Regions from separate parts of the Homo sapiens genome. Here region 2 is linked to region 1. A link is an interaction called in ENCODE POLR2A ChIA-PET data of the cell type or tissue named here. Cell type or tissue: MCF 10A. All regions are shown on one strand. Each heading gives the region's core, and the rest is flanking DNA. Links, peaks and the distances in the headings are about the cores only. Region 1 overlaps CREB5 (cAMP responsive element binding protein 5). Region 2 overlaps CHN2 (chimerin 2).

The links. ChIA-PET counts read pairs that join two places held together with the same protein. Peaks named below come from ENCODE experiments on the same cell type or tissue, not always from the same donor. Only the 100,000 strongest peaks of a DNase experiment are listed, where the experiment ranks them.
Region 2: POLR2A ChIA-PET joins it to region 1 with 5 read pairs; 2 of 35 experiments call an interaction of 5 or more read pairs at or near these places.

Annotation. Positions count from the first base shown.
Region 1 is chr7:28,680,358-28,696,936 of GRCh38, reverse strand. The region is part of intron 5 of CREB5 (cAMP responsive element binding protein 5); the gene reads right to left. Among named protein-coding and RNA genes, the nearest start is that of TRIL, 270 kb to the left of the region's middle. RefSeq lists enhancers at 11,010-11,518, 11,735-11,784 and a silencer at 11,457-11,626. In MCF 10A, for the core only: no CTCF peak of the experiment used is centred there; a DNase peak (open chromatin) is centred at 8,146.
Region 2 is chr7:29,381,923-29,398,501 of GRCh38, reverse strand. It overlaps CHN2 (chimerin 2), which reads right to left. Exons shown (of 13, transcript NM_004067.4): 4 at 4,792-4,823; 5 at 16-129. Among named protein-coding and RNA genes, the nearest start is that of PRR15-DT, 170 kb to the left of the region's middle. In MCF 10A, for the core only: no CTCF peak of the experiment used is centred there; no DNase peak of the experiment used is centred there.

The DNA.
Region 1 (16,579 bases), core at 7,035-9,534:
TGTGAAGTATATATACACATATATGTGTGTATGTAATGTGAGTATGTGTGTATATACATTACACATTACATACACACATATACGTATGTGTATATATACGTATGTGTATGTATACGTATACGTATGTGTATATATACGTATACGTATACGTATGTGTATATATATGTATATGTGTGTATGTAGTGTGTGTATATGTGTATACATGTGTACATATGTATATATGTGTAGGTGTATATATATGTGTACATATATATGCATATGTGTGAGTATACTGGGCTGTGATACAGAATATATTTCCCACTATTGCTCATATCAAAAAAATTTAAAAACTACTATACAGAAAACCACATTTTCTTCCCGGATGGTTCAGCCAATAGTGGTTTTCAATTTGCCTCATTAAAGATCACGTGGCTGGAAAAACCCTATAAGATCCTTCTCACTTCAGTAGAAGAAATGGTACAAAACACTGGCCCATTTCAAAGGGAGCTTAAATACACAGCTCAGAAGAAACGAATGAAGAAAAAGAGGAGGAGGAGGACAGATAACTCTTTGAGAAAAGAAAGGGTCATATCCATCTTCCTATGCTTTACAAATGGCAGGAAGGATTTCTGATTTGCATTCAGTGCATCCGCACAGCTGAAGATGCAGACATATGAGCCCCAGCATAGTTCCACAGTGCATTTTCCAAGCACTTAACAATCATTAATTAGTTAGAAACATCCTTTCAAGGTCGGGAGGCACAATAGTTCATCTCCACACAACAGAGCTTTGGAGGCTCCCAGGCAGCCGAATGGTACGGCACCTGGGTAATGACTGTGGGAAGACTAATTGGGTTAACTGGCTGTGAAGAATCTTGTGAAAATGCTGCTCCACTGCACTGTCAGATGTCAGAGAAGGCCAGCGTCCTTTGTGCCTAACAGCTGAAAGCTGCCTCCATGGGAAAGGATGCAAAGTCATTAAAACAACTATGAATTACCCTTTGCTCTCTTTTTTTTCAGAATCATAATGAAGTGACAAGTTTTCTGTGGTCACAAAGTGCTGGAGTCTCTTTGGGATTAAAGTGCAAAGTGGGGCTGTTTGGGAATTGTGGTCTAAAACTGTTCCCTAGGTGGGGAGGAAGAGGGAGGAAGCAGTGTGTTCAGAGCCCAGAGGTCACATCCTGCAGGTGGGTGGGTGCTGGTTCTGGGGCAGCTTCCAAGCTCTGTCCTCATCAGACATGCACTCAGTGTAGCCAGGGCTCAGGCATGGAGAGGGAGGAGAGAAGAGAGTGGTGGGAAGCAAAGAGCTGGACTCCAGGACATTTACCCCAATGCTATTAGGGCCCACAACTTCTGGCCCACTAACTAGACCCCAGTGGGGCTGATGGCTGGAGGCAAAAAGCAAGCTATCTTGTGGCCTCTGCACCCCTCTCTCCAGACCAGAGGGAGGAGTCTCTGCACAGCTGCCTGAATGATTTCCAGAGTCTCAAGGGCCTGCCTGTTGGTTGCTCCCTCCCACCCCACCATCCCCAGGAGTCAGAATTCAAAAAGGGACTGCAAAGCATTAGCCTGGGCAATATGACAGAATTCCTGGCACCAGGAAGCTCACTGGCCTGGCAGGGCAGAAATGTGCTCCTCACCGCCTTAGAGCTTGGTCTGGGCACTGACACCAATGGTTTTATGATATAGAATAACTCTCTTCACATTTTTGGATGGCTTCAGTTTCCCTCCCTCCCTCCTGTCTAGCTCTGTGGCCCAGGCTGTAGTGCAATGGTGCCATCATGACTCACTGCAGCCTGGAACTACCGGGCTCAAGTGATCCTCCTGCTTCAGTCTCCCAAGTGGCTGGGACCACAGGTGCATGATACCATGCCCGGCTAATTTTTTAATTTTTTTTGTAGAGATGGGGTCTCCCTACATTGCTCAGACTAGCCTCAAACTCTCGGGCTCAAGCTATTCTCCCATCTTGGCCTCCCGAATTGCATGCTGTGATTACAAGAGTTAGCCATTGTGCCTGGCCTTTGATTTCTTAATCTGTAAGGTGAACGGGTTGGGTTGAAACATCAATCTTTAGGTTCTGGCTTCATCAGTGCATTTAGAATTATAAGACTGGGTCAGGCTAAGTAGCTCACGCCTATAACCCTGGCTACTCAGGAGGCTGAGGTGGGAGGATTGCTAGAGTCCAGGAATCTGAGACTAGCCTGGGCTACATAGGGATACCCAGTCTCCACAAAAAAATTAAAAACATAGCCAATGTGTAGTGGTGTGCACCTGTAGCTCCAGCTACTTCAGGAGGCTGAGGCAGGAAGACCATTTGACCCCAAGAGTTCGAGGCTGCAGTGAGCTGTGATTGTGTCACTGGGTGACAAAGCGAGACCCTGTCGCTAAAGAAAAATTTTAAAAAAAGAATTATAAGATGATTATTCTACTACTAAGGAAGTTCTGGATGGTGAGAGCAAATTCAAATCAAATGACGTTCCCTGTGACCTGTACACGTCACAGGGAGCTTCCTGCTTGCCCTCAGAGGAAGGAAATGGCAAAAAGCAGCCATGTACTGAACTAGGGCAAGAGCTGAACTCAGAAAAATAATCTGGCTATAGAGAGGCCACTGCATGATCCATATTAGGGTGGATGCTGGTGAGAGCAAAACTAAAGGCGAAAATGCTACGCAAGAGCAATTTACAACTACATTTACACTAAATGGGTTTATTATAATTGCTGTTATTATGATTAATTTCAGAGGAATTAAATGGGATCAGTCCTTTATTGCAAAGTGTTGCTGAGCTGACGGAAGTGTTAGATAAATAAGAAGGTCAAGAAGAGGCAGATGCAAAAGAAGTTACTCTATGCCATCTAAAAAAGAAATCTACTACTTAACAAAAAGCGGTGAAAAAAGACCCTGCTCTTTTGATGTTGAAATAAACTACAGTACATTAAAGTGAGAGCTGAAACCTCGTTTTCTGACCAATGGCATGTACAGCCAGAAGTATGATTCTCTCTTCACCTCTCCACCCACTCATGACCTCACCTGCATTCTGTGACTTGGTTTACCTTTCTTGGAAGGAACTGTTACATGACAATATTTCTCTCTACATTATTAATGCCCAAAATATATTATTATCCAGACTTCCAAAGAAGTCAACTGGCTCCATTATTAAATAACTAACATTTGCTGAGCACTTACTATGCTAAGTGTATTATGCTCTTATGAATTCCATTTCATAAATGAAGTAACCGAGGCTCAGAAAGCTTCAATAGATTGTCAAAAATCACATAATTAGCAAATGGCAAAGCCAGAGTTTGCCCCCAGGTCTGTCTGACTCCAAAACAATCCACAGGGCCCAATCTCATCTGGCCATATTGATTACGAGTAATTAGGCTTCCCCTCTCTGCACAAAAGCTTGTTTTGCAGACATTTTTTTTCTTTTTTTTTTTTTAAGCAGTGATACAAGCCCCATTGAGGGCAGAGGGGCAGAGCCAAGTGGGCAGACAGGCCCAAAAGGCTGCAAGAGGGCCAGCTGGACTGTCTGCCGTGTCAGCACATGGGTGCAGCCCAACGTGACTTCAATTCAAGATCTTTGATTTGCAAAATAAAAAGTTGATGGACTCCTAAAACATAGTAATTCATGGTAGCCATTCCAGTTCACACAATGCAGTCTCCTGACCCTATTTTCCCGTTAAGACGAGTAATCAAATCTATGCATTAATAGATACCTTGACATTCACTGGGGGCCATATGATTGCTTTTTCTAGGCTTTGCTTTTTGGACACATCCAGTTCTATTTTAGTTATTCAGATGGAAAATAGAAAAAAAACCATAAAGCAGAATTCAGTTTTTTGGTACCATGTGAAGAGAGAGAAAGAAAGACTTTGTTGCTAGCTAGATGGGTCTTGGCTATTGTCTAACTACTGTCCCACTCTCCATAATAATTGCAAACTATTGATTAATTCTTCTTGGGTACAGCATTGCCTCATCAATCATTAAATGAGTTCTCTTGCCAGCGCAGGTACAGGAAGGAAAGATGTATGGACTTGTGTTAAAGTGTTTGCGTACTATGGAGTGGATTTTGGAGTGCTAAGTCAATTTCAGTTTTCAAAGGTGTGTAAGTCTTTAAGAAATTACTCTTGTTGTAACCCAAACTCATGAAATGCATGCCTCTTAAAGCACCCAGTCTTTTTTGTTGTTTTTTTTGAGATGGAGTTGCTCTCTCACCCAAGCTGTTGTGCAGTGGTGCGATCTCGGCTCACTGCAACCTCTGCCTCCCAGGTTCAAGAGATTCTCATGCCTCAGCTTCTGGAGTAGCTGGAATTACAGGCATGTGCCACCATGCCCGAGGTTGGCCTGGTTATCCTCAATTTACAGAGAAGATAGAAACTGTGGCACAGAGAGGTGAAGTGGTTTGTCAAAGTCACACAACCAGTAAGTAGAAGAGTGATTGAATCCAGGCCTTTTAAATCCCAAAGGCCATGCTCTTTTCAGGAGACCCCACCCTGCTTCTCTGATTAGTAGATGCCTGTATTTTTAGTAGAGACAGGGTTTCACCACATTGGCCAGGCTGGTCTTGAACTCCCGACCTCAAGTGATCTGCCTGCCTTGGCCTCCCAAAATGCTGGGATTACAGTCATGCGTCACCACCTCTGGCCACACCTCTAGCTGCAATCCAATGTAAAAGGAGTCCCCTTTGAAGGTCAGAATCCCAAAAAACCAAACAAAAAGGGAGCAGAAAGGAGAAGCCAGTGCTTTATTCCACAGCTGCTGCTTTTTTTTTTTTGGAGACGGAGTCTCGCTCTGTGATCCAGGCTGGAGTGCAGTGGCAGGATCTTGGCTCACTGCAACCTCTGCCTCCCAGGTTCAAGCAATTCTCCTGCCTCAGCCTCCTAAGTAGCTGGGACTACGTGCGCATGCCACCACGCCCAGCTAATTTGTTGTTTTTTTTTTTTTTTTGTATTTTAGTAGAGAGGGGGTTTCACCGTGTTGCCTAGGCTAGTTTCAAACTCCTGAGCTCTGGCAATCCACTCGCCTCGGCCTCCCAAAGTGCTGGGATTACAGGTGTGAGCCACCACGCCCAGCCACAGCTGCTTCTTTTTTAAGTAGAGTTCCAGATTGGCCCAGCCTATTTTCTGTCAGGCACATGACAGGGCTCATTCTCAGTCTACACTAATTTCTGCTTCTTAATGTTGACCTGGCCTTCCTGACCAATGCTTACTAAGTAAAATCTGAGACAATACTTCTTTCAAGCAGCTTGAGACACCATATGCCCTTTTGCAGCTTAGATTCGGGGATCCCAGCATGGAACTCTCAAGGTGCCTCTTGGACCCCAGAGATGTTGTCTAATTCCACTACCCGCCATCCTAACCCTTCCACTTGCCTCCTTGGAAGTCCCTTTCTCTCCAGTCTACAAAACATCCTTTTTTAACCACTAGAAAATATATGTGAGAGGGAGGCAGCAAGTTTAAATGGTAACTTCACCCAACTAAAGATAAGAATAACACACATATGCTATTGCAAATACAAACTTTTTTTTTTTTTTTTTTTTTGGAGACAGAGTCTTGCTCTGTCACCCAGGCTGGAGTGCAATGGCACAATCTCTACTCAATGCAACCTCTGCCTCCTGGGTTCAAGCAATTCTCTAGCCTCAGCTTCCCGAGTAGCTGAGATTACAGGCACCCGCCACCACACCCGGCTAAGTTTTGTAGTTTTAGTAGAGACAGGGTTTCACCATGTTGGCCAGGCTGCTCTTGAACTCCTGACCTCAGGTGATCCATCTGCCTTGGCCTCCCAAAGTGCTGGGATTACAGGCACAAGTCACCACGCCTGGCCTACAAACTTCTTTTATTCAAGCTAGGAATAGAATTCAGTTCTCATAACTGAATTCACTCACCTCCATCTCACTTTATTTTCTTGTTCACAGTGCCACAGGGCAGTAAGCATCCTTTCTTCCAAACTGTGATGTCCTGTGTCCTTCCCTCCACCCAGATCATGGGAAATTTGGCATTTTAATCGCTAGTATCCTCACCTCACTTTAGTCAGAATGGTCTTTTTACTTCTCTGTTTCTAGGACCTTGTGTGATCTCAAACCTGCTTGATTTCCTGAATTTAAAAAAAAGGCATAACAGAAGAAAGGCTAGAGAAAGAAGAAGGCTAAGTGATGCTGGGACAAGAAGCCCAGTTAGAGTCAGGGAGGCCGTACCTGCAGCAGGGACTGCTGCGAGGAGAATCCTATCCAACAGAATCCTCAACAACAGAAACCACCAAGATTTCCTCCCCACCATCCCACTATGTGCCAGGGGCCTTAAAACCTTATCTCCACCCCTCGCAATGGCTCCTCGAGGTCAGTCTGGTTATCCACAATTCACAGAGAAGGTAGGAACTGTGGCACAGTGAGGTGAAGTGGCTTGTCAAAGTCACACAGCCAGTAAGTAGAAGAGTGATTGAATCCAGGACTTTATAACCCCAAAGGCCATGCTCTTTTCAGGAGACCCCACCCTGCTTCTCTGACTGGCAATGCCTGCTTGATATTATCCCCATCCTTCCTGCTGTAAAAGGGCTCACCAAGGGAAACATGTGAGGGCGAGGAGGAAGAATGTGAGTTCAGCATCGACTATGGTGATGCTTAGGCATGGACAGCTGGCACTGTTCTGCTCTGTGTCTGGTGGGCAGAGGGAAGAGATTGATGCCTCTTCTGTTGCTTAGCAAAGCCATCTCTCCTCCTCCACCTGCTCACCTGTGGAGCACAGCCCCAGGGACCCCTGTGGAAGGCAAAGCCCATGGACAGGCCATGTCCAAGGGAAGGTAAAACACAGTCACTGTCACCAAGACTCCCCAACTGGGTATTTGATGACTTCCACTGACAGGCAAGGGCATTAGACCCCTTCCCTTACCAAGTCAGGATGGTGATGGAAAGTTTGTTGGTGATGGTGAGCTAGACCTAGAGTGAACTGGACTCCAATTGCCAGAACTTATATGTACTTGGGTAAGCCTGACTCTCAGTTTTTACATTGACAAAAACAACACACACACACACACACACACACACACACACACACACCAAATACAAGTAAAATGGGAGAATTCACAGCCCATAAACTTTTCTAAGAGATCCTGCACATCCTTCAGATTCATGAAATGGTGTCAAAAATGCAGCAGACACAGGCTTTTGTGCTTCAGTTGCTCGCAAGGAGCAGAACAGTATTTTTAATAAATTTATTCCCCCAAAGATTGCATGACTACTTGATAAGTTTCTATAATTTTAACATAAACTTGAGTTTTTAAAGGAGATTTAAGGCTGCATTTGAAAACCTTCAGAAATCATGAAAGGCAAAACTGTATGTGCTTGTTCATACAGGAACGCAGAACAGGATCAATGGATTGTAACAGTGTCCATATTTTGATTGTAGTAATGTACTACAACAGTTTTGCAAGATGTTACCATTGAGGGTAACTGGGCAAAGAATACATGGGAATCTCTCCATATTATTATTATTATTATTAAGACAGAGTCTCGCTTTGTCGCCCAGGCTGGAGTACAGTGGCTCGATCTCGGCTTACTGCAAGCTCCGCCTCCCAGGTTCACACCATTCTCCTGCCTCAGCCTCCTGAGTAGCTGGGGCTACAGGTGTCCGCCATCACTCCTGGCTAATTTTTTGTATTTTTAGTAGAGACGGGGTTTCACCATTTTAGCCAGGATGGTCTCGATCTCCTGACCCACCCACCTCGGCCTCCCAAAGTGCTGGGATTACAGGCGTGAGCCACTGCGCTCGGCCCTCTCCATATTATTTCTTATGAATGCATGTAAATGTATACTTATCTGAATAAAAATTTTTAATTAAAAACCAAAAATCAAAACAAAAACCATGAAACAGAACAAAATAGTCGTCAAACAGTGGAATTAATAATTTTTAGCCCTCTGGGTTACCGTGGGTAAGTGTAATGAGCTGAGATCATGTAAGTGCAACCTGGTATCACAGCCGGCATGGAGAGGCCACAGCCAGGCTAGTGCTCCTGGCCTTGTCTCTGTCAGTCACAAGCAGAGCATTACTGAATATGAGTGAACAATTCGGAGCCAAGTCGACATAAATTGTAATGCTCTAAAAAAAGAAATCATGCCCTCTTTATTCCTGAAGAGTCCCAAGCATACACTTGGCACTCATCAAACTATGCACAATGACTAATAATCTTCACCACTGGTTTCATTTTAGCTCTGGGTAATTTCTTCCCACAGATAGGCATAGTTAAGGTCCTTCCCTGTGCGCAATTGAGCTGGGCCATAAGTACATAACTACATACTTTACAATAAGGCTACTACCCCGGATACATAAATATATACTTTATAATAAGGCTACTACCCTGGAATTTGCCTGAAGAATAGGAGTATTGTCTGGAAAATTATCTAACAAGCACATACGGTTTTGCTTTTCATGATCTTTGAAGGTTTTCAAATGTAGCCTTAAATCTCCTTTAAAAACTTGAGTTTATGTTAAAAATACAGAAACTTATCAAGTAGTCATGCAATCTTTGGGGGAATAAATTCATTGAAAATACTGTTCTGCTCCATGTGAGCAACTGAAGCACAAGGGTCTGTGTCTGCTGCATTTTTGGCACCATTTCATGAATCTGAAGGATGTGCGGGATCTTTTAGAAAAGTTTCTGGGCAGGTGAATTCTCCCCCTTGTCTACTCTGCCACTCTTTTTGGCAGTCTCACCTAGGTAATTTATCTCATTGAGGTCTCCTCAAAGGTAGCATTTGAAAACTAAAAAGTTTACCATGTTTGTTTTTTTGCCAAAAAGCAAGAAGTAAACAAATAAAGATCAAACTTCAAAGTGGGGAAAGATATACTCCTGTCCATCCTCCCCCATTCATTTCAAGTACTAATTCATCCTGAATTTCAAATGTACTTTTCTCTGAAAAGCTATGCTAAATACTCTGTAGCAAACTTTTGTATAGAACATGGATATAAACATAGAACTTTCGAGTGGAAAGAGACTCCAGAGATCATCTAAGATTGGTTCCCCATGCGGGGAGGAGCTTCTAGCCCACCTTGCCCTTTCCTGCTCTTTAGAGTAGTGCCCAGATGGTTTAAGTGATTTGCTCAAGGTCAAGCATCAGAATCAACACTCAGGCCTCCTCACACATCATGCTACTTCCTCCAAAAATTACTTCTCCCCTCTGCTCCCCACTTCCACCTCTGCCCAAAAAAGGAGGAAAGAGAGAAGATCCATAAAGTCATAATGAATGATATCCAAAACATGCGTTAAATAAATAGACACCTTTCTGGTATGTGCCGCATGCCTCAATATGCATCCAGCTGTAGGATGATCACGTCTAAATAAGCCCAAGAGAAGTTTTGAAGTTCCCAGAATGAGAAAGTGTTTGCCCTCTTGTTTTAGTGGGTTTCAGTTTATTACTATCTAGTAATGCCGGATGGTGTCAGAAAGCACCCAACTCAGGCAGCATATCACAATACGAAATCTATTCTATGAAACAGAAATGTGGTAATAATTTTCAAAACATCAAAGTCTCTCTCTCTGAGTACACGAGATCCTTAAAACATTAAGAACACAATCCTTTGCCCCCTCTCCCTGTATTTCCTGTTAATTTCTTACTCTGAAATATTAACTGTTTCTAAGACAACTCAATCAAGAAGTCTTCATCATCGCCCCCTCACTACTGAAGCATATCATCTAAAAAATTAATTCAAGAACATAAAAGTCTTAAAGATAGCACCGGATTAATTAGCACGTGGAACAACAGAATGTCAACATGCTCAAGCAAATGCACAATTGCTGTTAACCTTCACTGAAATAATAGGGGAAAGGCTATAACTACTTTTGAGGATCATCATCTATTACTTTTAAAAGCTGCAGTATATTCTTAATAATAAATGGAACAGCACAATCATTCACTTTTCATACAACACACAGTTTTCCAGTCATTTACAATTCACCAGTTACACTCAAAAATCGCCCCCCCAACCCCCCAACCAACCACCACACCATCACTTCCACCTTTTATGAAAAGACAACAGTTTTAAGCCATTTAAAAAACAGAGAGAGAGAATCCTGGCAGAAAATAATACACAGCTGTGATAATATCGTGTTATTTTAAAATACCATAATATAGTTTTACTTTTAATAATAAAAGATAAAAAAGGAGCGTCTGTGAATAATTAGAGATTGCAGTCTGAAGCCGGTTACAGTCACTGCAATTGATAATAAACTGAAAACCCCTTGAGAGCAGGTAAATGCTTTGCAACCCTGACCCCCTCGCTCTCACATTACTTAACTACCCTTCGGTTCTTGCATTACATCACCATTCAAGCGATTGGTTCCTGCATTTTAACTCTCTCCCTGTCTCCTCCGATTAGGAGCGACACCGCAGCAAAGAAACTTCGCCCGAGTTTGCTCTTTCTCGCTTCGCTCTTTATTTGTGGCCCTTTTGCTCTGGTTGCTTTGGTTTGCTCTGCTTTTTTTTTTTTTTCTTTTTTCCTCCAACCCGGCCTCTGTTCAACTCATTCAGGTCTCTGTGCTAGAACAAAAACTCTGATCGAAGTGAAAAGAAATGCCTCTTCGGGCAAGAAGAGGAGCGGAGGGGCTGGGGAAAGAGGAGAAGGAAGAAGAGGAGAAACAAAGACGGGCAGAAAGGGAGAAGGGGGAGAAAATGAAGAGGAGGAGGAGGAGGACGAAGGCTCAAAAACAGAAGGCAGTAGGGGCAAAAAAAATCTATAAAATCAGGAGAAAAGAAAATAAAATTAAAAACAAACCTCATGGACATCACTGAGGCTGAATTCCCTCCTGAGGTGCAGAACATGAGAGCTCTGGAATGAGTGTGTGTAGAATTTGAGCCAAAGCTTAACTAGCTTGAGTGAGTCATATCCTTCCCATTTGATTCCAGGCCAAGCGATGATGTAATGTGCTGGCCCTTCTTTTGCGCCTAGCTCTGGCTCTCCCTCCGGCTGGGCTCTCGCTCACTTGCTCTCTTTCTCCTGGTCTCGCCCTCCTCCCCCTTCTCCTTTTTAGCTCAGTGCTAGTGAAGTCACCACTTAAATCTGGCAGAACTGAAGCAAAAACTTCAATGTAACCAAAACAGCCCCAGGCTGAGTTCCAGGCTCGGAGAGCCTTCGTGGTGCACTTGCCCTTAGAAACGGGTAAACAAAGGGGGAAACAGTGCCGCTGGGGATGGCCCTACAGCTGCCATCAGAGAGCTCCAAGAGGGACCCGGAGTTCTGCAGGCAGGGGTCAGCTGGTTCTGCTGGAAACAAAAAAAAAATACTGGTTAAAAAAAAAAAAAAAAAAGAGTGCCCTGTGTTTGGAGAAAGGGAAATAACATCAAGACACGTGTAGAGATGGGGAAGCAGGGAGTGAAAGATGGCAGGTTGGAAGGTCTGAGTGTGAAAAACTAACCTCAGTTAGCAGCTTGGGCTTTGGTTCAGAACCAGGTGACAGGGTTTCCATCGCCCAGGGCCCTTTTTTCCTGGAGCTGGATGGGATTTTCTGTTGCTGAATGCCAACCACCAGCCCTCCGGAGACTTCTCGCATCTGACCTCCCTGTCAGCGAGGGCAAAACCACTTCTGGTCCAAACACGTGCCCGTGTCTGGAGCCACCAAGGGCTGTGAAATCACAGTCACTTCTCCCTTGGCCCCTATGGGTCACCCTGTCAGGTGCTAAAGGAAAAAGACCCCAGCCACAAAACACAAAACTTGCCTTTCTGAGATTAGCACTCCACCCTCAGGTGAACCTTCCAAAGGAGAGGGAAGGAAGACAAGTTCTCCCTTAAAATGAAAGACAGGCTGTGCCCCCACAACTCAACTCGCTGGAGGGGGTGCTGGTGTGGGTGGGGCCGTCTGTGACTTTAAAGAGGAGAACAGACAGTATGTGTGTCTCTTTTTTAATTACAGAGTGAGGAAAAACAGCCTGGGGAGGTGGGGGCAGTCAAGCATGATCCTTCACAAATGACAGTGAAGCCTTTTTAATGGCTGAATTCTACCCCTCACTTCACACCTCCCCACTCAGGGCTCCACCACGACAATGACAACAGTCCAGACACTACTCTATTAGCAGGGCTTTTTAACCCCATCATCTCTCCGTTTTGCTATTTCTCCCCACACTTCATGTTTCCTTCAAAAAGAAAAAAGTAACATGAAAATGGGAAGTTCGCTAGAATTTTTTTTAAATACCACAAAAGCAGAAGAAAGGCATGAAGCTGCAATTTTTTTTTCCTTTTCCAAAAATGACCATGGCTTGTGCTACAGTCTATTGCCCCTAATGCCTTTTGTGGCCAATGAATCAGGTAGATAAGACAAACATTGTCTCTGCACGTTGCAAAGCACAGAGGATCTTGACTTCTAAACTGTGTTTTTGGAGAAATCTCTCAGCTTATTAAAGACGTCCACTGATGGAGGTCAGGGATATTCATCTGAATCCCCTGGAATTTAAATCACAGCTTCAGGGAGTGTTGCCGTACTCAGGGTGAAGAGTTAAAAAGCAATATTTGCCCAAGGGTCTCCAGGACCCTGGGGGTTGGGGTGGGGAAGTGCTTTCTCCAGCAAGCTGCCCTTTGGCTTGACATCCTCAATTGATGCTGATGCCACAGTAGCTCCGAGTGACACCTTTATCAAGGCAGGCAGCTCTGAATTAGAGGTGATCAGCCATAATTACAGCTGGCGCCACTGAAGCCTGTGGCCTGACAGCGGCAAATGTGGTTGTTATAAAGTTTGGTCCACCATGTCAGTGGCCTGTATAACTCATTTACGTCTGACTTGCCAAGCAGACATTGATTTTTCTTCTGCTAAGGGGAATAAATAAAACAAAATTTTCAATAACTTCTACAAGCCTTTACACTTCAAGGCAGGTTGGCAAGATTTTGCATAAGCTACTTTTTCCTTTTTAAATGAGCCATTGACCATCTTGGTTAATATCAAGCTATGGACTTTCACTTTCCCTTCCCTACCCCCCAAATCTCCCCTCCCCACTTTAGTTTTCTTATTTAAATGTTTTATTTATGTTACTATTTTTGGTGCAAAATGGATATGTGGTAGAGTTTTCCAAATTTACATCTTTTTGTAAGCTCAATGGGAAAATGTTCTCTGTAGGATTTTCCTTATACCACATTAGAGGGCCGGGGTGAATCCACTAGATACCAGGCTTCTGCTGTTTTTCAGTGACATAGGCAAAAGGGACCCTGTGCTTTAAATAGAGGTGATGTAAAGATGGCTTTCCTGTGCCTTGCTTGGGAAGTAACAAAGGAGATGATAGCTTCAGCCAATGCCGGGCACGGATCTCAGATGAGACCCGCCAGCATCATTGCTTCTGCCAGGAGGAGTAAGAGAACAAGAGGTTTGAAGGTGGCCAGTGTGCCTCTGATCAGGGAGTGACATCGCCAATGGGTACAGTGTTTCTAAAACCCAGACAAATGCCAAGGACCCAGAAATGTCTGGGTCTGATGATGACGCCGTTAAGCCACCAACGTGCCAGAACACTTCGACATCCCAATAAAACAACTTTGGAGTGCTGGCCTGAATTGAAATCAATTTCAGAGTTCAAAGGTCTGCATATTTACATTTGCACTTGTTGTTCGGGACATAACTATTCCCTCCTGCCCCTTCCAAATCAGGCATTCCACTGGCTGCTGGGTGCCTCCCCACTTGAAAAGAAGCCCTACTTTCCCATTTTCCTTCCTGTGAGCAGCTAAAGAGAGACAAGATCCTGTTCCCAAAAAGAAATGCCCCTCTGACTCAAGAGATTCCTTTTTCACCCATTTGGCCTTCTCCCCTACCCCATGTCCTAGCTGCTCCTCTGAAGAAGGGGGGCTTCGTAGATAGAAGTCATAAGATGCTGTAATTCCAGAGGGAGGCTTCTTAGAAGTAGCCCCCGGCCAACAGGCTAGGTCTCCAGATTAGCTGGCTTGCTCAGGAATGCTTACAACACCCTCCTTTGCAGAGCGTGTCATCCTTGGGGAGAGGGTGGTGGGTACCGCGCAGCTGTTCGGTGTAACTCACTCACACACTCCCAGCCCCTGATGAAATGTTCGGCTCCGAAGAAGTGGAAACCTTTGAGATTTGAGCTCAGAGTTCAGAATGCTTTTGGACTCTTTCCAAATAACCCAATAGAAAAGGCACAACTTGGATTGCAGGGATGGAGGGGCTCAACAGCCAACTAGAGTAGACCTTTTGTGTGCCTGGGTGAATTTCTGAGCTCAAACACGTTATGAGAAACATAGCAAATATGAGAAACAATGGAGATCCTTCCTAGAGAGAGCTGGGGTTTCCCCCCCCCCCCACTTTTAGGTTTGAATTTATTCTCCTCAAGGAAAAGTATATCATCTTCTTTCAAATGTTGTTTTTAAAATTTAACCCAAGATTTCTACAGTCCCGGTGGAGTTTGAGGGGCCAGATAATTTCAGAGTTAAATAAGCTGTAATGACTATCACATGTACCCAGCCATAAACCTAGTATTAAAAATTATTCAGAAAAAAGTGGCATCTCTTCCTTTTTTAATTTACAATAACCATCCAGGTGGTTTTCTAAGTCCTCCTTTGCAAATTGCTTCCAGTGAACCCTCTGGTCACAGACCACTGCACACCCACATGGTGTCATTCAGCATTCCCTTCGACCTGGGTGTCCCGTGTTTTCACAGTGGACAGAGGATGAGGGGCCGCCTAGGTGACCTGGTGCAGCATGCATCCTGAACCATGTGCAGGCAGGATTCACTGGCTTAAATTGTCAGCCCTGCTGAAGTCAGCTCCAGGTGCTCCCAGAGAGAAGACAAGGGAGTGATCTGCCCTTGGTGACTCCTGTCGTGTAACTACTGCACCTCCTATACCCCAACCCTGGCACTAAGTACCCTTAGGCAATTCACTGGCCTTTCCTGTGTCAAAACCTATTTGTAATTCACGGATGTGGCAATGCTGAATGTGTCTCAAACAAAGGAATGAATTTATAATGGTGGAGGCATCAGGAAACCTTTGGGGGTGGATATTAAGAGGTCACAAGAGCCATTTGATTAGCCCTAAAATATTGTCATCAATTCTGCTTCCTATAGTGTTTTTTCTCTAACTTCTTAAAATGTGCAAGTCATTGTACCACTTAAACCTAAACCAATGTCTGAAAGACCGTTGACACTCCTGGAATATTTGTTGAATAAATGAATGAGTGAATGAATGAATACAATCCTCAGCTCAGGCATTATCTTTTCCATGGTCTCCTTGCTGGGCTACCAGACTGGGATAAGGGTGGCCATTACTCTGTGCTCCTTTGGCGTCCTGAAGCAGATTGTATCCCAGCAATAAGCCAGCTATGGAGAGGATCTCTTCATGCTTGTCTTCTTCAGCAGCCATTTGCTTCTCCAGGGCAGAGACTGTGCTATACATCTTCATTTCCCTAGCACCTAGCACCTGGCCCATACATAGTAGGTCCCTAAGAAATGTGACTGGGACTGGGCGTGGTGGCATACATCTATAGTCCTGCTACTGGGGCTGAGGTGGAGGATCACTTGAGCCCAGGAGTTCAAGACTACAGTGAGGCATGATCGCACCACTGCACTCCAGGCTGGGAGACAGAGCAAGATTCTGTCTCTAATAATGATAATGATAATAATAGTAATAAATTAATTAAAGAAAAAGAAATGTAACTGAGCCTGAACTAGCGGCAACACAGGCTGCTCGGTCTTCCCTGAATATGTTGCCTCCTGAAAGTTCTTTTTCCTGTTTGTATTATTGCTCACACTTTTTATGCAGCTTCCTAAAGATCTGAAGCATCTAGAAAACCTATAATAAGAAAATCCTAGGAAATCTACTAGTCAGCCTTCTCCATCCCTACACTATACCTTTTCTCCCTGGAGGGCCTCAGATTCCTCTTGCTCCCTTTTTTTGGACCCCCACAGCAGGGATGGCAGAATGAGCACTCTGTGGTGGATGTCAGAGCAGCTGATCCTAGACTATTGTCACCAGCTTCCTACATGAGGCACCCAGGGAAATTGGAACTTGAGGTGAGAGCAGCTAAATATTCTCCTGTTGGGACTTCTTGCACAGTTGTTGAGGTGCCCTAAAAAAGGAGACACTGCCACCAGGACTTTATCATGTCCAAAGAAAGGTGATGTCAGTTCTAACCAATCTCTATGACTAGAGTGGGCACTACAGGAAGAACTCAAATAATGGTGGGGGAACAGGAGGTCCAATTTTTTTTTTTTTTTTTTGAGATAGGTTGATACAGTGTCTTGTTCTGTTGCCTAGGCTGGAGTGCAGTGGCATGATTTCAGTTCACTGTAGCCTTGACCTCCTGGGCTCAAATGATTCCCCCACCTCGGCCTTCTGAGTAGCTGGAACTACAGGTGTGCACCACCATGCTTGGCTAATTTTGTTTACATTTTGTAGAGACAAAGTCTCCCTATGTTGCCTGGGCTGGTCTTGAACTCTTGGACCCAAGTGATCTTCCCAGCTTGGCCTTCCAAAGTGCTGGGATTACAGGTGTGAGCCATAGTGCTCGGCCAAGGAGGTCCAAACTTTTGTGGGTAAAAGTTTATACGGGATTGGAGCCTAATGATGTTGTCAGACTAACTACACTGATTCATGTTCTGGTGTTGAGTGGAGCCAAGACAAGGCATAGT
Region 2 (16,579 bases), core at 8,423-10,922, 700 kb before region 1:
TGAAATGCGCCTCACCTGAGAGCCAGCGTGTAGCATCCTGGTTGCCGCTGGCTTTCTCTAAGGATGTAGGCACCCTCCACGCCTCCAAGAAGCTCATCCGCCTGCTCCCGAGAGATGATCCCATGAAACCTGAAGGTACAAGACCATCAATGCTCTGAACAGACCACATACAGAATAAGGACCACAAAGAACTAGCCTTAAAAGGATGGTGGGGGCACCCAGAATCGACAGCCCCACAACTGAGTGAAGAAGGGGGGTGACTACTGCCCATCTTAAGTGACTTGGAACCACCCCTCACATGCTCCAAACACAAGTATTCAAGCAGGCAAACAAAAGGAAGGATGCCCAGTCCACCTGGCTTTCTGCTATTGTCTTTGCTTTCAAGTTGAAAATGAAAGTTGAAACAAAAAGCCAGGTTACTCAACCACCGCCCCCCCCCCCCCTTTTTTTTAACCATGGGAAATAACAGAAGAGCAATTACCAATTTAGCTCTCAGCTCAGAGAACTATGTGTTATCCTAATTGCAAGTGGACATTTATTGATTAGCAACCTGCTTGCTTCAGGTGCAGGGTGGTGTTAATTTTAGAGGCTCATTTTCTGGAAAGAGGTAGCTATCATCAACATTCTTCCAGTTATTTACACTTGGAGAGCAATAGCTTATGGGTATTTTAGAAAATGTACCTATTTTTCTTTTTTAAAGATAAATTTATCTTCTCTACCATTTTAAAACCCATACACATGCATGTGGAAAATGTGGCATATCCGGGAGGGTTGTGTGCTGGCCCATGATCACTCTGATGTGGAGGCAGTTGTCTGAGGCCCAGAGAGTGGACAGTGACTCCACAGAGGAATAGGGAGAGGTAGGAGTTGGGTCAGGAACCAGCCCACGTTCCCTGTTGCCTTTAAGTAAATACAGCTGCTCCTCCCACAGGACTGGAGATTTGATCAACCAGTATTTCATGGAAAGTGGGGCAAGCTGGGTTGGGGAAATGAGGCAGTCCCAAGGGACTTCAAGCTTCTGGGAAAGGAGTAACACCCCTTTCTAGGATTATCCAACCTTGGAGAACTTTGGATAATAAATCAGAGAATAAATTTTCTGGACAGAGAAAAACACCTTTACTTTCTTGAAGAGGAGGAAAGGGAAGTAAGCTAGACAAATTTTCTTTTGTTTTGTATTTTCCTCAGGAATGCAAAGATTAAGTTAGAGTACAAATGCAGAAGGATAACATTTTTAAAAGTGCCTATCACAATATTTATTTCCTAATTCCCTCTATCCTTAAAAAGTAGACCTTCCAAGCTGAAGCTTCTGTCCAAGGAAAGTGAGGTCAGAAGCAGCCTGTGGCTTTGTGTTTCAAAATCGCTTCTTAAAGGTGTACGGCAGTGATGGCCTGGAAGAAAAAGGCTTTCTGGCTTCCCAAATTTTGATTTTAAATCTCAACAGCTGATGTCTGGAGGTCTTGGAGCAATGCTCTTCTGAGTGAGGATGAATGTTCTGTGAATCCCCGGTTCTGGTGGGAGGGACTGAGGCAGAGCCCAGTCTCAGGGGGTCTAACTGGCCCTGCATAGCAGGTGTGGATTGGAACCGGGAGGCCAGTTTATTGGGGCCTGGAGCAGAGGTGTTGGAGCTTTGATAGTGAGGTCACTGGACCTAGGAACTTTGCGGAGGAGCCTCCTGTGCAGCCTGAGCCAGGTTGGAGAGGATGGGACAGATGGCCTGGGCAAAGAGCCCTGGGGGCAGCCTTGCGGATGGGTTGGCGGGTGGGTTGGCAGTGAGTGTGGGGGTGGGTGTGGGGGGAGGGACATGCAGCAGGAGAGTGGGAGGGGCAGACAGCATTGCCAATATTCCAACACATAAGTAGAAAAGACAAAAGCTGGGATGTCGAAGACACAGCCCGTGGGCCAGAGTAACAATAGCAGGACAGGGCACGCAGAGGGACCTGCCCCAGGTCACTCCAGGAGAAGGGACAGGAAAAGGGGTAGTCTCTAAACAAGGCAGTTAACCCAAAAGCAGCTAGATTTTTTTTTTTTTTTTTTTTTTTTTTGGAGAGAGTCTCACTCTGTAGCCTAAGCTGGAGTGCAATGGCGCGATCTCAGCTCGCTCACTGCAACCTCCGCCTCCCAGGCTCAAGCAATGCTCCTGCCTCAGCCTCTCGAGTAGCTGGGACTACAGGCACACCCCACCATGCCCGGCAAATTTTTTGTATTTCAGTAGAGATGCGGGGAGTGGGGGCGGGTCTCACCATGTTGCCCGGAGTGGTCTCGAACTCCTGAACTCAGGCGATCAACCCGCCTCGGTCTCCCAAAGTGCTGGGATTACAGGTGTGAGCCACTGTGCCCAGTCAAAAGCAGCTAAGTCTTATGTTTCTTTTTTAATTCTTGATTTTGAGTATGCATACTTTTTCTATTTTTATTTTTAATTGATATATAATTATTGTACATATTTATGGAGAACATGTGATATTTTGATACATAAGTACAATGTATAATGATCAAATCAGGGTAATCAGGATGCCTGTCACCTCAAGCATTTATTGTTTATGTTAGGAACATTCGAAAGCCTCTCTTAGCTATTTTGGAATATATAATAAATTGTTTTAACTATAGTCACCTAGAACTTAAGTTTTAATTCACTTGAATTGGCAAGTTTAAGTGATTGACAGCGTCAAACAGTGTCAATAACTAAATTAAATTCAATCATTCAAAAGAAGAAAATGACAATTTTGTGCACCTGAAGACCAGTCTGTGGCTTGTCATCCCCTTTATGCATCATTTTTAAAAGTCCAAATATCTCCAACCTATAATATCTAATATATTTGTATGACTGCAACTTGGTAAGAAAAAAGCAAGCATGCACAAAGACCAGAAAGAGATGAAGAGAAAAGGTTAGCAATGATTCTCTTTCATGGTAGAACTATGGGTATTTTCCCTCTTCTATTTTCCTTTATTTTCTAATTTTCCAAGTTAATTGGTATTAATTTATTAATTTTTTTTTGTACAAGGTCTCACTCTGTTGCCCAGGCTGGAGTGCAATGGTTCAGTTGACCTTCTGGGCTCAAGTGATCCTCCCACCTCCCACCTGTGGTCCTGAGTAGCTGGGACCATAGGCATGTGCCACCATGCCTAGGTAATATTTGTATTTCTTGTAGAGATGAGGTCTTCCCATGTTGCTCAGGCTGGTCTTAATCTCCTGAGCACAAGTGATCTGCCTTCCCTGGCCTCCCAAAGTGCTGGGACTACAGGCGTGAGCCACTGTGCCCAGCCATAATTTATTTTTAGAAACAGAAGTAATACCTGTGCACAGCAGAAAATTCCAATTTCAAAAGTTGAAGGTATAAAAGAACTAAAAATGCAAAATTCCTCTCTCCCTAAAGGTATCCATTGTCAATAGTTTCTTGTGATTCCTTCTAGGAATAAATGTGTATGTGCGTTTCCTGAATGAAGCATGTATTACTTTTTAAGTGGAAGAAAAAAACACCCTTCATTTTTTAAAAAAATAAAGGGAAACACAGAATCTGAAGGTTTTAGGCTAATTACCATCTAATAAAAGATGTTCCTTTTGGTAGTTAAGAAAACACTTCTTTAGTCTCAAGACTCTCATATGTTTTACATGAATTGGGGGTAAGAAGATGAGAATTAAAAAGTTATTTGACAAAACTTTTCTGCAAAAAGAAAATGCATAATAAACAGCTCCTTTTAGAATTCACATGCAAAAGTGTATATGGTAGGTTTTCATTTTCTTCTATTTTTTTAAATTAATTGTGCTATCTTCAAGGAAAAAACAAATAAGCATACTGAGGAAAAAAAGCCATACTACAACATAGATTAGACAGTAGGGGCATGGGGTAGAGAGGAGCGGAGGCCAGTGCCCCCAGGCAGGCATTCCAGAGGTGCTGGTCAAATTCCCAGGGTGCTGCGAGGAAGGTTCTGAAATGCAGCTGTGGCAATTAGGAAGGTGCACGGGGCTGGGACCCCTAAGAGGGTCATTAATCATGAAGATGAGGCTCTGACGGGTAAGGGAATAAGAGGAAGGTTTGAGATTGGCTGTGAGAGCTTGGAAGGTAGACTCAAAAGAGACGTTGCCTCACAACGCCTCCAGGTTGGACTTGGGAAGAAAAGTGATTGATGCATCTCCTCTCCCCTGGCCCGTTCTGCCTGCCCTCTGTGTTGTGCTGTACACACCATAGGCTTAGACTGCGAATTATTTTTATGGTCATGCGTATTTGCTGGGCAGTAGGTTTTGGAAAAAGTGAAACAAAACAAGAGTTGAAATTAAGAGAAAAATGGAAAGGGGAGTATTAAGGCAATTTGGCTACTACACCCGAGCCAAGAGATATCATCATTTGGGTTTTATGAGACTGCAGAGAAGTGGGATGCCTATCCTGACCACCGCACCGAGGTACACGAAAGTCAGGAACTCACATACAGTGTACCATCTTGGACACACCAAACGTTTCTATTGTGTTGAGGTAGAAAGTGAAATGAAACACTAACAGAGAGCCTCCATTATGAAAAATGCTGCCTTCCGTTTCAAGTACTTGCCAGGCACTCAGTAGCTCTTTTGTGGAGGGAAAAGTAGCGCAAAATGCTCTACCTCCCACATTAATGGAAACCAAGCACTTGACTACTATAAAAAATATTAATTCAAAGGAGTCTGATTGCATTTATTATCATTAAACTCTTGCACAATAGACATATGATGATGACCATATATTAGAAAATTTGTAATATTTAAATGACACATGAAATGACTACTTATTAAATTATTAAAACAAAGAATAGTATAATACATACTCTCTTCCATAATATTTTGGTCTGTTTTCCACCTATATTAAAAAGAAAAAAAAATTAATAATGCATTTGAATTCAAATCAGCTAGATAAAAATGCTATTCAAATAAACAGAACTAGGGTCCTGGTAGTAATTTTATTACAGATTGTATCCTCCAAATCAGAGATCCATGAAGCTATGGAGTTATAATCAGCACATTCCAGTATCAGGTAGGAATGACCTAGAATCAATCATTAGGCTCATTTCCCACCCAAACCCAATCATCCAATAAGAGAATTTTCAACAAAAACAAAGCGATGCTTATTTTAATATTAAGGAATTTGTAAGGATATTATAAGGCTTCATCCTGAAGGATAAAACAACTACTCTGTCATGAATAAAACATAAGCATTTATTTTACTCTGTGCCTAATTGTTTTTATTATGTATTTATAATTAAAACAAGAAGTCTACCTGGATTAAAAAATAAAGCAGACTTAACTTGATCATGTTCTAAATAAAATCAATATTTTAACATTCTTATTTTTTCAACATGTGGCTAATGGGCTGAAATTCATTTGACACCAGAGGTGCAGGCTACAGGGGACAAGATTTATGACTTGACTAAAACACAAACATTCCAGAAAGGATCTTTCAATCACAGCTTTAGCCTTGAGGTTATCACATCTGATTTTTCTCACATACATGATCATCTGCTTTCATAAGAGCTTTGTTTTCACATGTTTATGATGTTGGAGTTGGTGAGAAAGTGACATGATTTCTCATGCTCGGCCTTTGTTCTTCTCTCCTAACTCCAGGGACACTCAAAACATTGTAGAGCCACATTAAGTTATGGGTTTTTATGAATGGTTCTATGTATGACAGCAAGTTTATGTTTATTCACTGTTGTAGGATACGAGCTTGGCAGCTGTTTTATTCACAGTCATTTCTTCCTAGAGTCAAATGGACAGTTTTCACAGCAGGGCTCAGAGACAGGCACAGTAGCAGGATTTCATGATATGGGGCAGTTTCCTGGCCTAGCTCCATCCTCCAAGGGATGCAGATCTGAATAGGTAACAGGACACTAGGAGCTAGGGGAAGAGGCTCAGAAAGGCGGAGCTGGGGCTTTGGGGACCACACTCACAATGCTGCCTAGGACAAGCCTCGCTGGTACAAAACTTATCATCTAGACACTTCTAAATATGTGTTCACTCTCCTGTGCATTTTACACCTGAGAATTACTCAACCAAGCAGGACATCCATAACTTAATCTTCAAGGTTCAAAGCCTGCTCGGTGTCATTTGTGAAGGAAGATTTAAATAATATCATTAATAGAAGCAGAAAGTGTGTAAAAAGGCACCTGGTTATCTGATATCCTTTCTATAAATGATGTGTGCCATTATTCTACAGGCTGGTAAGCTTTTTAATGAGAATTGAATATGTTGTCATTTATATCAGTCTTTCGGCTTTCAAAGTTCTTTTTTAGTTTTATAATATTATAGACATGTGACTGTAAAACCAACATGCCAGAGAAGAAATTTAGAACTAGAAAAGCCAATGAAAGTTGAGGATATATAATGGCAAAATCTCCATTCTTTGAGAGGCGATATTCCAAAATTTGAAGTGATTCTCTACATATGAGGACGATTTTTAAATTTCCATCTTTTTGGCTGAACCGTAGCACAAGTTTGCAAAATCTGGGTGTAGCTCTCAACCCTATTCCCTTCCTGTATCTTCTTATTTCCCTAAAAGAGAAAGAGTTACTAATCTAACTTCCCAGATGAGCCACATGGTAATACTACTAACTCTTGGCATGCAGGTAAACAGTTAATAGATGCTGAATTTAATTGATTCTTAACAAGACAACAAATTGCTTTCAGTTCATCAACCAATGATAAAAATACACAGCACCCTTATGTTCTGGGCTCTAGGCTCAGGCCAGCCATGTGCATGAAGTAATGACCTTGCAGGTGCAGAGAGGAAAGGTATGAGGCGCTCAGGGGTGTTCTGCACTTGCAGCAGAGGGAAACGCTTAAGGAGAAATCTAACATAGACCCCCAAAGAGGGAAGCTGATATTTAGGGTGCCTTGAAAGATGCCAGATAAGATTCTGCCCAGAAGAGAGTTTGATCCAATTGAGGGACAAATCTTCTGAAAATGAAAACCACTAGAAAATAAAAGAAGAGCCCTGAATTGTGTGGGACAGGCATGGAAGAGGGCCATGGAATACGTCCCAAATATTGCATGAGATATATACTAATACATGATTCCTTGTATATCTGAAATTTAAATTTAACTAGGCATCCTGGTCCCTCCTTCCCTCTCTCCCTTCCTCTCTTCTCCCCTCCCTTCCTCCCTTCTACCCTCCCTTCCCCTCCCCTCCCCTCCCCTCCCTTCCTCTTCCCTTCCCTTCCTACCTCCCTCCCTCTCTCCTTTTCTCCCTCTCTTCCCCACTCTCTCTTTCTTTCCTAAATCTGGCAACCCTATGTAGGGGATAGGAAAGACAGAAGTAAGAGAGAGTAAAGATAGAGGATGTGGTTGGCCATCTGATAACTGCTTCTACTGGTTGAGGGCCATTTTGATAGCAATCCAATCTCTCCTTCCTTTTTTGTCTCTGAAGCTCGTAAAGAAAATATATGTGTCCTTGTTAATGTCAAAGAGAGAGAGAGAGGCTGGGATCAAAAAAACAAAATCCTCTTCTTTTTGTAAACTTTTTACTCACAGGAGTCTAAACACAGTCTCTATTTCTATACTTCACTAAGCTTTAAACCAGTAAAGAGCTTAATGTTTAAGTTAAATGGTGCTATACAAATCATACAACGTCTACATTTCTTCAAGGTGGATAATACTGGATCCTCAGATCCAGAAAGAATAGGTGGCTGGGGGCTAGGGCTCCCAGGGACAAAGGTCTGCCAAGAGACTAAGAACCTCCGTGCTGTGCCCCCAGCAGTGCCTTAGAGAAGCCTGACTCACTCCCTGGGCAAGGCTCCGTGTTGGCCATCAGTGGAAACCAGGACCCACCTGTGAAACTGAATTTAATTAAAGAAACTGTAACTCAATTTCTGTTTCCAATTGTATGAGATTCTCTTCAGTAGGTGTGAAGGCGACAGGATAGTTGATAAATAAAAAGTAAGGCAACTCAGAAATTCTTCTTGCATTCTCATTGAAAACTATGTTTGTTAAAATCAGGCAACTTAATAAAAAAATTTAGGCAGTCACATGGATTCAGAAAGGAATGGAAAATGCAATATATCATGACAAGAATGAAGACTGGTTCTGGAGCTTCCCTGCCACTGTGACTATCCTAGGACAGCAGCTGCAGCTGGTCAATCCATCACCTGGTGAACCTGGCCTTTGTGAGTAGGACTGACGGCTGTCGGATCGGCCATGTCTGCTCTTGGGATTTAGTGCTCTGACTCCAAGAAGTGAAAGCAGCTCATTCTTTTTAAGAGAAAGAAAATATGTAGTCGTGTTACACGGATTACTAGTTCTTCTAATACTGGGTCCTTAGATGATCCAGCTGGCTCAAAAAGGAACACCTCTCTTTACAGAGGGAGAGCACCAAGTAGGAGGTCATTGAGTGAGAAAACACATGAAATGGGTCCTTCCCAAGGCACAGAGGGTTTCACTGTATATGGTGTGACCATGCAGAATGGTGGCTGATTCTTTTTTTTTTTTTTTTTGAGACAGTGTCTCGCTCTGTTGCCCAGGCTGGAGTGCAGTGGGGCAATCTCAGCTCACTACAACCTCCACCTCCCGGATTCAAATGATTCTCCTGTCTCAGCCTCCTGAGTAGCTGGGATTACAGGCGCATACCACCGTGCCTGGCTAATTTTTGTATTTTAGTAGAGACGGGGGTTTCACCATGTTGCCCAGGCTGGTCTCGAACTCCTGAGCTCAGGCAATCTGCCCAACTCAGCCTCCCAAAGTGCTAGGATTACAGGCATGAGCCACCGTGCCTGGCCGGCTGATTCTTTTTAAAAATAAAACTGAACATTTTATTCTAAATAAGCATCATCTACAAGAGAATAGTCACCCCAAGGAGGCACAATACATGCCACTTATATCCCTGTTGACCAGAACATTTTTGGAATTTCTGTTTTGGAACTACCTTAATATATACCACCCTTTCTTGTGAATATCCTTAAAGGTACACTTCTCAAAATGACCAGTGTGGACTGGTCATTCAAAACAGAAACTTCAAGATGCTTGTTGAAGACTGCAGACAGCATCCCCATCTCGAACCAGCTGAACCAAAATTACTGAGGGTAGAGGTATGACGTGTAATTTAATCAAGCCCCCTAGATGATTTTAAAGCATATACTAAAGTCAGAATCACTGTATGTAGAAATATACATACATTTACTTTTTTGAGAATGGATTTGAGAGTGCATGTTATTTCAGCAAACCGGCATAAGTTATTTGGAGCCAAGACCAGTAAGTAAACGGGGTGAGTGACCAAACTAGGAAAAACATTCGAGACAAAAACGAGGCATGATCATAAGAGAATAAGATTTTCATTGTGACTTGCTCTGAAGGAATTTTAGAAGAGACGTTCCCAGCACGCTCTGAGCAACGGGAATATTAGAAGAGACATTCCCAACACTCTCTGAGCTATGGGAATTTTAGAAGAGACGTTCCCAACATGCTCTGAGCAATGGGAATTTTAGAAGAGACGTTCCCAACACGCTCTGAGCAATGGGAACTTGGCAGAAATGAAAGCAGAGCTTCCCAAGGTGACTGAAGGGAAGGGACCAGGCCCATGTAACAGATGTGTTAAAATAACATCCATGTTATGACTTTATAGTTACATCTCAAGTATAATTAAATTGTTAGCACTGTGACTACTGGAGATGGGCTCAGTCCTGTCCCTACTATCCACAGTCCACACACCGTGCTCCTATATATATGAGGCCATGCGAATGTTATGTTTTCAGCCCAATGGTCTCATCATCCTATGTTCATCCTCTGCACTCATCAAACCAGATGAGGCCATAAGTGTGTGCCCTCTAATATGTCTATCATTTTTACGTGGTCTTATTTTAAGATCCTGAATTATCTTTCAAATGAGCCAGATCACATGTGGGTTAAGACGGCAGGCTCTGGACTCAAACTGCCTAGGTTTGAGGCCAGATCTGTGGGAATTTAAGCAAGTTACCTATTTCTATACTCCTCAGTTTTCTTATCTTTAAAATGAGAATGATAATAAAAGTACCTGTCTCATGGGGTTGTTGTAAGAGTAAATGAATAAATATGTGTAATATGCTTGCAACAGTGCCTGGCGCAGACAGCCAGTCAGTTGCTATGAGCTATCACCGGGATCCTGAGAAGGTCTCCTCTGTATAGAAGGAAGGGTTAGGCCCATCCCTTGCTGTGTTCTTAGAGCTCCTTTTACATGTCTCCATTAGAAAACTTATCTCACCATATTTTAAATATTTATTTGCCATTTTTTTCCTAACTGTTCTGTGGAGCAGCAATTTTGTCTTCATCATTCACCTATTTCCAGGATTTCTGCCAATATCTGTCACAGAGTAAATGCAGCTACCCCTTGTTATCTGAGTCTCACCCATTCCTAAAAAATGTATAGCGCAGCAAAGCTTCAAACAGCAAGAGTCTATATTCCATTACTTTACACAGAAAACAAAATTCATTTTTAGAGAATGCAAAAATATCCATTTTCCAAATATTACTAAAATGCTCCTAAATAATTACCTGACAATCTAATAGCAATCTTTTCACAATATAAAACACTTAAAAAACAATTACCTAATTGTTTAACACTTAATGCAGTAATGAGTAGGTATATTTGTGTGCAGTCTACAGCTGAATAAATAGGAATTTCATTAGCCTTCTACACTGAGCATGTATTATAATAAAAATAAATAATGCAGTGATATTACCAAAGATTCGAAAGTTACTATCTAATTGGACCTGAGTTGGTAGTGCTCCTAGGGTCCTGGCCTAAACAAATACTGAAGGGCTAAACCCTCAGGGAAAAGGTAGGGAAATTACAGATATAATGTGCTATATGTTTAAACAGGATCAGGAGAACACAGATATGAGAGAAGCCCACCCTTTGTCTTTCAGCACCCTGCTACTCAGAGTGTGATCACGGGGCCAGCAGTATTGGCATCATCTTGGAATTTGCTAGAAATGTGGGATCTGCAATTCTAAGGGGATTCATAGATACATTAAAGTTTGAGAAGCTGCCACACATGAGAGAACGTGTCATAGCTGGTTTCTAATTGGGAATGGCTTTTAGCAAGTCCCAATAGCAAATATTCAAATAGTGAGTATTCGGAAAACAAGAGTGCCTGTCCTCATTGCATGTTTGCAGAATGAGACACAGAATATGCATGTGGACCCTTGCTCATCAATCCAGTTACTGTGGGACTCTGAGTAGATTATTACACTCCTTTGCATCTCATTTTTCTCAATTTTCAGTAAAACTGGGGTTATAAAAATGAGCTATTTTAATAAGGCTGTTTCACAGATTAGATGAGATACCCACATGTGAGACTTGGACCATCGTGGCAATAGGTTCTCATTTATTGAGTGGCTACTCTGTGCCAGGCAGAGTCCTGAGGGTTTCTCTCCTTTTGTCTCATTTAAGTCTCTAAACAATGCTCCAAGGTAAGTGAGTGCTGTTATTTTAAAGAGAACCACTAAATAGCATGAGGTCACAGAGCTAGTTAAGTGGCTGAGCCTAGATGGGGACCACCCCTAAGTACTGTGCTTCACTCCTTCTCCAGTAGATACTAATCAGCGCTAATGCCTTTGTTGGCTCTCAAAATTTACAGTTTGACTAAATACATTAGATTATCTGAATGGTCTTCAGTTTTCTTTGCTAGGACTCGAGACCTTAAAATCTCTCTTGAATGAACTGAATTCCATCAATGAATTGGCAAATGTGAACTTCGGAAAAATTTGCCTAGGATGGAGTGACATTTGGGGTCTCTCAAATATTTCCCTGTGATTTGGATTCACGTGTATTCCCAAACTACCTGGTTTATTTCCCAATGTATTTTTCAATTTTAAGGAAGACTTCTCAGTATTTTGCCAAGCTCCAAAGAACAGTAGGGTGACAGCTGCACAGTGAGAGACAGAAAGCATAATCCTTAAATGAGTTTGCTTTATAGTCAGATTATCATTGCCTAGATAAACACAAGTTCCTTTATGTTCAACACAAAGACATTTACAGAATATTGTGAGTCCTCTGTAAACAAGGTTTCCAATTATTGAAAGAACAAAGCTTTTGTAATCCCTCCGCAGCTGGTATATGTTAAGTTTTTACTTAATAGAAATAATTTAAAAACCCGACTTAGCAGCCTCCTACACAGGGCAGCTAGATTGCCGGATTTTCTGAGAGATGGATCAAGTAGGGGAGAAAAGGCTTTTGATGGGGGGATTTGTGCTGGTGATACTGGGGCAATTTCATCCACAAAAAATAAATACAGATAATTCCTTTTTAATTAGAAATCAAAGATTCCCCCACTGAAAAGGAGAGAAAGAAAATGCAAGTACTGAAATTTACACTCTTGTAGTCAAAGTGCAGAGCATAGAATGAAAATTGAGCAGACTCTAAAATCTCCCATTTCTTTCCATTTAGAATCTAAGGCCTAATTTTTTCCTCATGGCATTTCTTTAACACTTCTGGAAATCGAATAGGGCACTGATGAGGTGAATTCCTTCCTGTATTGATTAGAATGTACTATAAATGTCCACTGGTCAGTCTTTCTGTAATAAATCTCCTTAAAAGGTGACCAATTGCTTTGCTAAGTTCTGTACATACACACAAGTTGGATACTTTAGCAACCTGATCAAAACATTCTGTGAACTTACAGATGCAAACAAGTAGATCAGCTTAGGGGTGCTCGAGACAAAAGCAGTTCCCAATCATTTGGTTTATTTTCTGGCTTCACTTCTGCCCCCAAAATTTTCCAGAAATTATGATTATCAGTGATAATATTAGAGCAAACAAACATAAAATATTTTCTTTAGGCCAGTGGTTCTCAACTGGGAGGGGAGGTGATTCTGCTCCTCAAGGGACATTTGTCAAAGTCTGAGGAAATCTCGTCACATTGTTCTCTGCTCAAAATTCCCCACTGGTTCCCCAGTGCCACGTGGTCAAACCTACACAACTCAGCGGGACCTTCCCAGATCCCCCTACTTAAAAGTGGGACCTCCTGTCCTTAGCATACCAGGTCCCTCTTCTTTGGCTTATTTTTTGCCTCATGACAGTTTTGACTGTCAGGACTCGGGGGAGGGTATTCCTGGCCTCTAGTGGGTAGAATCCAGGATGTTAATAAACATCACACAGTACATGTGACAACCCCCTACAACAAACAATTATCCCCCTAAAAGGTCAATAGTGCCAAGGTCAATAAACCCTGCTTTAGACTGGAAGAACTTTGAATTGTTAAGTATTCCCAAGGAAGAATATTAGAAACATTTTTTTTAACCAAAAATGCAAATAAGCAACAAAAACTTTAAATACATTAAGTAAAATGGAGTAAAAGGAAGGCAGAAGGAAATATTTGCTTTTGATAATGCTGATAATTTATAAAGGTAGCTTTTAAGAAAAAACAGTACTGGTGAGAGACCTCCAACTACTTAAGGAAATATATCAGATGAATACAAAATGGAACAGACTAAAATGTCAGTAAGATTAATAAGGGAACCTCCTCCCTCCCTGGAAAAATTTTAAACGAGGTTAAACTACAAAAAACACTAAAGAAGAAATTTATTTCTTGGGAGTGATCAGCCATGCTATGCATACATGTGAATTAATGTTTGAATTCCTTACTGCTATGGGACTCCACACCTCACAGCATGTAGCTTTGAAATTTTGCCCTGATTGCTGGGTTGGAAACAAAACTTCCACCACTCACAGCTTTCCCAGGTCACAGAAGATTTCTCAGGAAGGAGTGGCTAAAGCACTGTCTAATGGCTGTCCAGTACGGGGCTCAGAGAAGTCATGTTTTCTCAGGGTTCATTACATAAGCACTACACACAATAAGTATTAATATCATAACAGAGGAAGGCAAATTGACAAAATTATTTATATTTATATTTTAAAAGTAATGCAAGGGCAACTACACCCAGACACACTCATACAAATACCCATGACTCGTGCATTGAGCCCTTTTGCTACTGGTTCTGATCTTCACCCAGTTCAGTCCTATTGACCTTGACCCAGAACTCCACTAAGGGGAGGGCCAGGAGGAGCAGAGGAGGAGCCAACATTTAACAAGTGCCTTCAGTGTGGGTATTTCAGGTCTCCCAACAAGCAAGTCACATGGAGACTGTCATTCCCATTTTGCAGTCGGGAAAAAGAAGGCCTGTATGGTTAACATTACTTGAAGATCATGCAGAGGCAGGGAGATGAGATCCAAACCAAGGTCTAATTGACTCCAAAGCCCATAATCTTTTCCTACACCAAAAGGAAGGGAAATTGCTCAAGGATAACAGATATAATGTACTTATAGAGAACACTGACTCTGCTGTTACAGATGGGTTGATATGAAAATTGTTAAAACCCTAAAACATGGCCATTCTGGAGACCTGGGTAGACTGATTAGTACTCATCACACTCATCACACCTAATGGCTCAGCCTCCTTTGCTCTTCACCCCTGTGAATGCTACCATCCAGCGTATCACCCACTCAATGCCCAAGCTAGAAATCATAATCTCTGACTCCTCCCTCTTCCCAACCCCACTTGCAATCTGCCACGAAGTCTTCTTCATTGTATGCAATTCCTTAATTGCTCTTAAAACGGTCCCTTTCTCTCCAAGTCCACTGGGCTATCTACTCATCTAGACTACGAAAGTAGTCTCTTTACTGGTCTCCCTATATCCTTTTATCACCTTCCAATCTGTCATTCACACTTAAGTCAGAAAATGCAAGTCTTGTCACATTGCTCTCAGCTTAGAATTCTTCACTGTTTCCCCACTGCTGCATGGTCAAACATACACAACTCAGTCGGACCTTCCCAGACCACCCTCCTTAAAAGTGGTAACTCCCCTCCTTGGCATACTCCATCCTTCTTTTCTGGAATATTTTTTCCCCATGACATTTATCATCATCTGATATACTATATATTTTACTTATGTGTTATGATGATCAATTTTATGTGTCAACTTGTGGGGGCCACGGGATTCCCAGATATCTGACAAACATTATTTCTGGTTGTGTCTGGGACGGTGTTTCTCCAAGAGATTAGCCTTTGACTCAATGACTGAGTAAAGAAGATGGCCCTCCCCAGTGTGTGTCAGTACTATCCTGTCCATTGAGGGCCTGAATAAAACAAAGAGGCAGAGGAAGGTTGTATTCATGCTCCCTCTTCCTGACTGCTAGAGCAGGAACACCGATCTTCTCCTGCCCTTGGTATTCTTGGTTCTTAGACCTTCAGACCCAGACTGGAATCAACACCATCAGCTCGAGAGCTCTCAGGCCTTCCAACTACACCACCTGCAACACACACATACGCACACACACACATACACACACATACAATTGGTTCTATTTCTCTGAAGAACTCTGATGAATACATTTTTTTGCCAATATCTTCCATTCAAATGGAAACTATATAAGGGCAAAGATTACTGTGCTTTGCTTACTGCTATATCTCTAGAGTCTAAAACAGTCCTGGCCCTTCCCAAGGGCTCAATACGTATTTACTGGATGAACACATGAATAGCATCTAGGATCTTCCCTGGATGGTCCTTGCTTGTGTGTCCAGAATATGTTCTTACTGACACACATGCTCTTGCCCCACGACATCCTCACCCCTCAGTTCTTCATGTTCCTCATACATAGCTTCTGTAGTTTCTGAAGCACACCCTCGGCTGCTCATACTTCTAGGATATTATTTGGTGGGGTTATGTCCTCTGCCTGGAATTCTAATATTTGTTCTTCAGTCTCTCTATGCCTTAGCCTGGCAAAATCTCACTGATTTAATTTAAAAGTAAGAGCTGAAATGCTGCCATCCTGGGGAAGTCTCCTGCCTCTGAACTTTATAAAAGGCCTGAGTTAGGGCCGTGGCGATCTTACTGGGATTGGGATTGTTGGCTTTTATGAGCTCTCAATGTGAGCTCCTTGAGGGAAGGGCTCCTGTTTCTTCACCTCTGCTGTCCCAGCATATTGCTCACGGTGTTCACAGAGCTCAGCCTCATGGCATAACACAATAAGTGAAAGGCAGGTTTGCTTATGCTCCCAGATCCCTTTCTGGGGCTCACTGAAATTTCAAAAGGGGTATCCATGGAAAGACTGGCATTGGTGGTAGCTCACACCTTGATGCTTTATGCTTCCAAGCTACGGGACAAAACTTGTTCCCCTGTCTGCTTTCTGAATCTCCAGAGTGAAGACTGAAGACCACAGGCAACAACTGTGACTTCGAGCCAGTGATTCTGCTAATCGAAGTCCCTCACATTCTTTAGAGGGTGAACATGTGAACCAACATAAGCCACCCAGATGCTCTGCCCCTGGAATTTGAGACTTGAGTAGAAACCATTAAATGAAACTGTTAAGAGTTGATTCACATGCATGGCAGAGCCTAATAACAACAATAATCATTAATAGTTATTGAGAACTTATGTACCAGGCATTGTTCTAAGCACTTTCTTTACATATATCAACCCTGTCGATCCTCATGATTACCCAAGAGGTAAGATCAGTTATATCCATTTCCAGAGGACTAACTGAGGCACAGAGAAGCAAGGTGCAAAGGGCAGGTTGGACTACCCTGGAACTCTGACGCTAACCATCACCTCTTATTGCCCAAGGTCTGTCAGTCTTGCTTCAAATCCTTTCT